Linked DNA regions of Mus musculus: region 2 is linked to region 1. Evidence: chromatin contacts called from ENCODE POLR2A ChIA-PET data. All regions are on one chromosome and are shown on one strand. The core of a region is the stretch at or near the end of the contact, and the rest is flanking DNA. Distances in the headings are between cores, read along the strand shown. Region 1 overlaps Rbm20 (RNA binding motif protein 20). Region 2 holds the start of Bbip1 (BBSome interacting protein 1).

Region 1 (3,837 bases), core at 492-2,991:
CCTACAGCCACTCTGATCTCCAGGCAGTCTGTGCAGAAGCAGGCAGGGCAGGCATTCATGTCAGTGTGTGACAGATGAGGAAAATGAACCTCACAGTTGTCAGATTTCAAAGGTGGATGGCACCTAAGAGGCCCTTTCCTTTCATCCAGCGATTTCATTAAAAACACAAGCTCTGAGACCCAGGGAAGCAGGCTGGCCCACGGGGAGTAAATCTTGGTCTCAGGACCGGCTTGGGGCCTTCTCATGTTTCTTACTAATTTTTCACTCCAGCGTAGCTGTGTTCAGTCCTGAAAGAAACTTAGTCAGGTGTGTGTGTGTGTGTCTGCGTGTGTGTGTCTGTGTCTGTGTGTCTGTGTGTGTGTGTCTGTGTGTCTGTGTGTGTGTGTGACTGTGTCTGTGTGTTGTGGAGAATTTTTGTGAAACTAGTCCTACATCTATGTAAGAAAAGATTCATGTTTATACTTTTATACATAGACAAATAGACAGACACAAGAATAGACCAGGAGATATACAAACCCCCCTGTAATTGTCTCTGGAGAAAAGAGAGTGGGACTGATCTAGGCAGTGTCTTGAAGGGATATTACTGTGTATTAGGGAATTAAACAGGGTCTCAGTAGCTCTCCATCTTGTGTTGTGACAGCACATATGTGCTGCCTAGGTTGGCCTTGTCCACCTAATGTCCTCTGAGTCAAAATGACTATAATAGCATGTTCTGTTCATTTGAGGGGGTGGGGGAATCAATGATGAGGTTTTTTTAGGCTCCTGCTACACACACACACACACACACACACACACACACACACACACACTGGTGTTGGTTTTTTTTTGACACAGGCTTTCTCTGTGTATACTTGGCTATCCTAGAGCTAGTTATGTAGACCAGACTGGCCTTAAACTCAGAGATCCACGTACCTCTGCCTTCCAAGTACTGGTATTAAAGATATGTGCCACTACCACCTAGCTTACTTTTATATTTTTAAAATTCACAACAAACATGAATATTAAATAAATCTCTTCATCTAATATAATAATTTTAAGTCATAAACTGGGCATAGCAACACATGTCTTTAACACTAGTACTTGAGAGGTAGAGGCAGGAGGATCTCTGTGAGTTCAAGGCTAGCCTGGTCTACAGAGTAAGCTCCAGGACAGCCAGGGCTATATACTGAGACCCTTTCTAATTCCCCAGTATACAAGGTCAAGAGACCTTGTTTCAAAAAACCAAAACATCAATAACAACAAAATTAAGTTGTTTATCTTTTACTTTTTTTTTTTTCTTTTTCTGTAGATACGGTCTTAACTATGCAGCCCTCGCTGGCATGGAACTCTCTTTATAGACCAGGCTGAATTCAAACTCACAGAGATCAACCTTCCTATGCTCCCTGAACGCTGGGATGAAAGGTGTGCATCACCACACCTGGTGCATAATTTTATAAAATAAAACGTATTTTAAAAGAAAGAAACATGAGTAGCTGGGAGATGAGGCTCAGTAGCAGACATGTGTTTTCCACATGTCCCCAGCCCTTCAAAACAAAGAAAGCCTTAAAAAAAAGAAAATGATAGGGTATGGGAGAAAGGAAGAGTGAGTATGTTATTCTTAGAGGCTACATTGGCCAAAATTGCCCCAGACTTGCAGGCTGGTTCAACACAGCCTTGCAGATACAAGCAATCCCGAGACAGTTATGGATGTGTAGGAGACTGTACCCTGTCTGTCATGTCACCATGTCACATGGCTGGGCCCCCTGGAAGCCTGTCTTGTGGGTCGCTGGGGAACGCATACTGCTTTCTCTGCACGCATGGATTTATCATTTCCCTCATGCACGTGCTGAGTTCCACTCCTGAGAGGAAAGGCAGTCCCACCCCTGTCAGTTAGAAAACCACCAGGCCCTCTTCGTGAGACTTGCACGCTGTCTGATAAGAGCAGTGCAGAGCACAGGAGACTAAAGGTCACATAGGGAAGTTGGGCCGAAAATAAAGCGCTAGACGCTCCCTTTAGTGACCGTGGGCAGTTATGCAACTAAAAGTCCTTTATTCTGTGGATGACCTCAGGTGGCTCACCATGTCTTTCCTGGTCTTGTGCTTTTCGTTTTCTGTTTGTTTGTTTTGAGACAAAGTCTCACTTACATAGCCGGGATTGTCCTCAAACTCTCAATCCTCCTGCCTCAGCCTCCTGAGTACTGGGTGGAGAAGTGCACACCACTGTCTGACCTATATAGTCTTCTTAGTGTAAACTGGAAATGATCACATTTGAACTCACTACCCATATGGTTCCTCTGGAGACTGATTGTGCGTGGGCGTGGGCGTGGGCGTGTGTGTGTGTGTGTGTGAATGTATGTGCATGCGTGTGCATGTGTGTGTTGCAGCAGTGGGCGACTCCTATTAACCTACCAAGTGAAAAGCCCAGAACAAAAGAGAGAACGCAGGATTATCATCGATGCTATGAATCATCTCGGAGAGCTGTCATGGTGATATGAATCACCCTATGGTAATGTTGTGGCAAAGGCCCAAACACGGGTTAGCAGCAGTGACCCGGTAATCTTGAAATTAGTCACAGAGGCCTAGCCAATGATGATCCAGCAACACCATTGTTTGTGAAGAGAGTGTGCAACAGCCCTCCCTGTCTCCAAGAAGGAAGAGACCCCCCCTGCTGAAGGCTGCGTTCCACTCTCACCCCCGCACCAGCCCTGGGGCTCCAGTCCTGGCTCTGCTCTCTTCAGGAGTTCGACTGGGGTTGGAACAACGAGACTTTTGTATTTCATCAACTTCCCTGGCTTTTGCTTTCCTCCCTGTGTTGGACAGGTGGGTTGTGACCACAAGATGATCTCTGAGACTCCTTGCTTCTCAGATCTATGACATTTAGCTAGAATTTCGAACTTGCAGCCCGCACAGGACCTGGATTGTCAGAGCTAGCATCTTTGTAACCTGGCATTTTGAAACCCGTCTCTGTGCTACATAGCCTGACCCAGTTTCTGAGAGCATTACAGGAAAGTTAGTTTTTCCCCTTTTAATCACCATGTAGTTATGTCATTTATTGCAGTCAGGGCAGACAATGGTACTGGTCCAGTAGGGTGCGTCCAGCCTTTCCACCCCCATTTTCTTTATATCTGGGGCCTTTGCACTCCTCCTGTCTGGTTCTCCTTGAAACACATTGTAAATAATATAAATTATGAATTACAGTGTTGTAGAAAACTTGGGGATGTCTCATAAGTTCATGGCACTTTCACCTGGAGGCATGGTGAGCTTCTCTGAACTCTTCTAAGATCTGCATATGTGCAGTCAGATTTAACTATGGAAAGATGAAGATCTAGGAGATATTTAGCTTCCAGGAGACAGCAGAGGCCCGACCCCTGAGCTGCAAGTTGCACTTGGGTCTCCTGTGAAGTCGTACCCACAGTGAACAGTAACTCCTGCCTGGCTTCATTAATCTCACCTGGACTATGGTTTATATCTTAGCACAAACAAGCAAGGGCGCATTTGTTACAGTCTGGAAAGTGAGCTGAGTTGAACTCAAGAGTGGTTTTAAATTCCCGAATCGCTTCTCTGGGAAGCCATCGTGCTCACTGTGAACAAAGTTGGTTTTGTTGGTTGGGCACTGACACGCTCCTGGCTTGTCTGCTGGTCAGGGGGACATCACCAGGGACGAGCATGTGGCTGCGCTGTACAGGGCCACAGCACGGACCTTCAACAGCCTTGCAATGTGCTGTTGCCTGGTTGAGGTCACCCAAGGGCTGTTGCCACTATCTCTGCAGCTTGAGCCTCTCTCCACCTCTGCTCTCTCCTGACAGAAGCTGCCCACCCCCTGCCTGCCCTTCCCTTTCTGTCTACTTTCACATCTCC
Region 2 (3,837 bases), core at 858-3,357, 140 kb after region 1:
TTTCAGGGAGAAAATACCATTGCCTAAATTGGACTGTGGCCAGATGGACAATAGTTACCTTGGTATCTGCCAAGATAACATCAAGATTCACATATTTGAATTACAGAGCTATACATCTTTCAACAGCAGTCTGCAGGGTGCCAGGACTTGAAACTCAAGAAACTATGCTGACATCAGTATACTCTGCTGTAGATTTCATTGCATCAGCTTAAAGCATAGGCAAAGTAGCAACATTTATTAAAGGGAGACAGTCTATACTGCCAGCCTAGAGCACTATGAAATACTCTACACACAGAGGCAAATCAAAGCCAAACCCTCAGCTTGACAGGTGGGATGGACTCTACTAGTGACAGGAGGCGCCGGCACATGGAGCTGCGTCTGAGAACCCAGTACTTACACAGTCAGTCAGGCCTCCAGTCTAACTTCTGGTTTGCATGAAATAAGAAAAGGAATCCCTTTCCAACAATACCTCTGTGATGACTTCTTAAAAATGTCAGTGTCGCAGAGGGGAAGACGATCTAAAGTTCTAAGGTGGCAATGTCCATGTATAATACAAAACTTTGACAGGAGTTTGATTTATATATTCTCTGTATTCTGTTTTACAAAATTGCCACTTTTCTTGGTTGTAAGAATACTGTATTCTGCAGATTCTCAACTTCGAAATTCTTAGCAAATTTATGTTAGGGTCTGCCTAACTGCAGACCTATAAATGACTTCTAGATAGTACTAAAGTTGGAATATGAATAGGAAAGAAATGTGTACATAGCAGAATCTTAACAATTACCAAGCAGGTAAATGGACACACATCACAAAAGGTGACAGCTGACTACAACAGTAAACCTCAGGAGAACAGGATTACTTCATTTTTTTTTCTGGAACATAGGTAGAGAAGGTAGATTTGTACTTTAATTTTCGTTTGGTTAGGTATAAGCATATTTCAATTTACCTGAAAATTGTTCTTTTTTTTTTTCTTGCACCTTTAGGAATCCAATCTGTAGTTATCAGAACGATTGACTTCTTGACTCCAAACGTCCACAGAAGGAACTACATGAGACAATGTCTTGGAGACACATAAAGCATTTTAAATATTTTTAAAATGTCCTTTAAAAGGATATTCACAATCGTAAACACCCAGGACTAACTACTTCAATATACCCTAACCCAGACTTCTAGTTGAAGCTTACATAGAGCTCAGAAAGGGGAGGCAGGACAGAAAGGGAAGAAAAATCAAAGATGAAAGGGAAGGTTTTGCTTTGCGGGTTGGCTCAGGGAAGTCATCTTTTTCTTTGATAGCTGGGGTGGAAACCGGTTTCTTTGGTTCCCAAAATTTGGAGTTTCTAAAGGCCAGGGAGTGAAAGTACTGTACTCGACAGGAACTCGAGGAGGCGTGCACCGTGCCCCACTGTGCAGACCTAGGGACTGCGGGCCTGGCCTCGCCCGGCGGCCGATCCGGCTGCCTCGCCCTACAGGGAACCTCAGAGGGGCGGAGGGAAGGCTGGCCACCGCCCCACCAGCCGGAAAGGAAACCCTCTGCCAGCGGAAGCGGCCCGGGGCCTCCGCTTAGTCTTCTCCCAGCTCCCTCCCTGCGGTTCATCCGGCCTGGCCGGCCCTGCTGTAGGGCGTCAGGGACACTTACCTCACTCGTCAGCTCTGGGAGAGGAGGCACCCCCTGGGGCGCAGGCGGGGTCCGGCTACTCCCACCTCCTGGCCATGACCCTACTAGGAAGTGCAAGCGCAACTTCCGGTGCGAGGGAGTTTTGAAGCCCTAAACTGTAGTTCTAGGTAAGCGATCAGGGGCTCCGTAAAGGGTCTGGCAAGCAAACCGGCAGTTCCCGATCGCGAATTAACTCGCCCAGTGTGGACTGTGTGTGTGCACATCCTCCGTAAGTATACTTACAGGTGCATCCCTTTCCAGACCGCTCTGCTGTTGCCTGGGGTAACGGGGAACCAAAAGCAGGAAAAACGTACGTCAAACGGGTGACAGGAAACGCCTCCTGCCATCATCAATTATGGCTGCCTGGGCTTCAACCGTAACTTCCGACTGGGAGTCGTTTCTCTACCCGGCTGGAGGCTTTTCTCTGTGGCGGAGCTAGCCAGCGGCGCCCAGTGGGCGGGAGACCGCGCACTGCCGCGGAGGAAAGGAAAAGGGCGGGGACAGGGAAGCTGGCGCCAAGGTTTCCCTCTGATTGGGTGACTGCTTTTGCTCTGGCTCCGCCCATCCCTCCTCCCTAGCGAATGCCCAGGCTCGCTCAAGGGGGCTGGGGCGGGGCGATTGGAGCCAGAGTGTGTGGAGGGGCGGGGCGAGTGGGGGAGGGGCGGGGGGGCGGTGGCAGGGGAGCGTCGCTCGGGGAGCGGAGGACGAGGAGGAGGAAGGAGGTGAGCAGGGATGGTGGAGTCCGGGCTCCGGACGGCAGCCTGGGGCGGGAGCGGCACAGGAGCGCCCGTGGGCCGGTTCTCTGCTTTCCTGCCTGTCGGGGGGCCCGGCCGGCCGTCGGTAAGGGGAGGCCCACACGTCCTGACAGGCGCGAGCCGCCGGAGCCGGGGCGAGGCCTGAGGGGTCGGGGCCCTGGGAGGCGCCGCGGCCGCTTTCCGGGGTGCCACGGCCCGGGGCGCCGGAGCCTCGGAGCCGCTGCCCGCGCGGGGCCGGCGGGCGGGACACGGGGAGCGGCAGGCTGCCCCCTGACAGCGCCGGGCCGGGCCTACTGCGGAGCGGGCGGCCGGGACAGCGCCGGGGCGCGGGCGCGGGCCCGGGGCGGCGAGTCAGTCGCGCTCCGGCTGCTCCGGTCTCTCGGCGCCTCCCGGCCGGGACTGCGGGGCTGCCCGGGTCGCGAGGACGCTTGGCGCCGGGCGGGCGGGCGGGCGGGAGGGCGGGCGCGGCCGTAGGGCTGTGGGGTGGGGTCTCTGCGCCTCCACCCCAAAGTCCTCGGCGCTGAGCGGTCTCCTCCTCGCAGACCCTGCGGGACGAGTGGTGGGTTCGGCGTTGGGTGTGTTGCCGAGTGAAAGGAGTTGTGGCCGCAGAGACCGCCCTGCTAAACACGCCTGGTGGCAATCTCCGTGTCGGCTTTGAGGGCTGGAGGAAAAGTAGTGTAACTCCCCGCCCCCAGCTCGGAACGCAGGAGGCTGCAGGGCAAAAAGATTTTCCCCCTAGCCCCTCGGTATCCATTGTTTTGTACCATCCCCTCCCCCATGCCTAGGTAGAAGAATAAGGACTCCAAAGCAGTAATTCGCCCGCCTCTCTCTCTCTCTCCCTCTCCCCTCGCTCCCCCGTCCCTCTCCGCAGAGGTTTGTGTTAACAGTGCAAGTGGGGGGTTTACAAACAGGTGGAATTGCTTGTCTATTTGGGAATCGGAAAGAAGATGCTTTTGGGGTGTGTTTTTTTTTTTTTTTTTTTTTTTTTCATCTCATCTCACCTTTACATTTGGGAGATTCGATTTTCTTCCCATTGGTTTGTATCATTATGAAGGTGATGAAAATAAAAGAGGAAACCCTGTTTTGCGACCTATCCCCACAAGTATTTTTGAGGACTCAAGGGAAGTAAAAAATCAGCTTGCAAATGTGGACTGTGTGGTACATTGGTCTGCAGCAGGATGGTTAATCTGGGAGCTTACACCGGTGTAATCGCGTACACTCTTTGTGGATGTCAGAAGTTCTAGCATCTACCCGGAAGGATTGCCGAATCAAAAACTTAGCTGTTTTTCAGAATCGAATGGTAGACTTGTGCAAGCAAGTGTTTTTGTGTGTAAGTCATCAGCCCTGACAAAGATGTTTGATTTTTAAAGACCTGCGTTTACTAGTACACTCATTCCTTCAGTCACCCCTCCCTGGCATTGCCTTTGT

Evidence for each region. ChIA-PET counts read pairs that join two places held with the same protein, here RNA polymerase II (POLR2A).
Region 2: POLR2A ChIA-PET joins it to region 1 with 11 read pairs in Patski. The contact joins the promoter of Bbip1 here to the enhancer-like site in region 1. POLR2A ChIA-PET finds 5 or more read pairs at or near these places in 3 of 5 experiments (Patski and embryonic stem cell).

What each region holds. Positions count from the first base shown.
Region 1 is chr19:53,798,235-53,802,071 of GRCm38, forward strand. All of the region lies in intron 1 of Rbm20 (RNA binding motif protein 20), which reads left to right. Among named protein-coding and RNA genes, the nearest start is that of Gm30890, 13 kb to the left of the region's middle. Within about 2 kb of position 1,742, at least 1 of the 3 ENCODE cell types and tissues checked has a DNase peak (open chromatin) inside an H3K27ac peak, as active enhancers do.
Region 2 is chr19:53,942,520-53,946,356 of GRCm38, forward strand. It overlaps Bbip1 (BBSome interacting protein 1), which reads right to left and starts at 2,108. Exons shown (of 4, transcript NM_001195338.1): 1 at 1,637-2,108; 2 at 947-1,060. Shoc2 (Shoc2, leucine rich repeat scaffold protein) reads left to right here and starts at 2,357. Exons shown (of 9, transcript NM_019658.6): 1 at 2,357-2,494.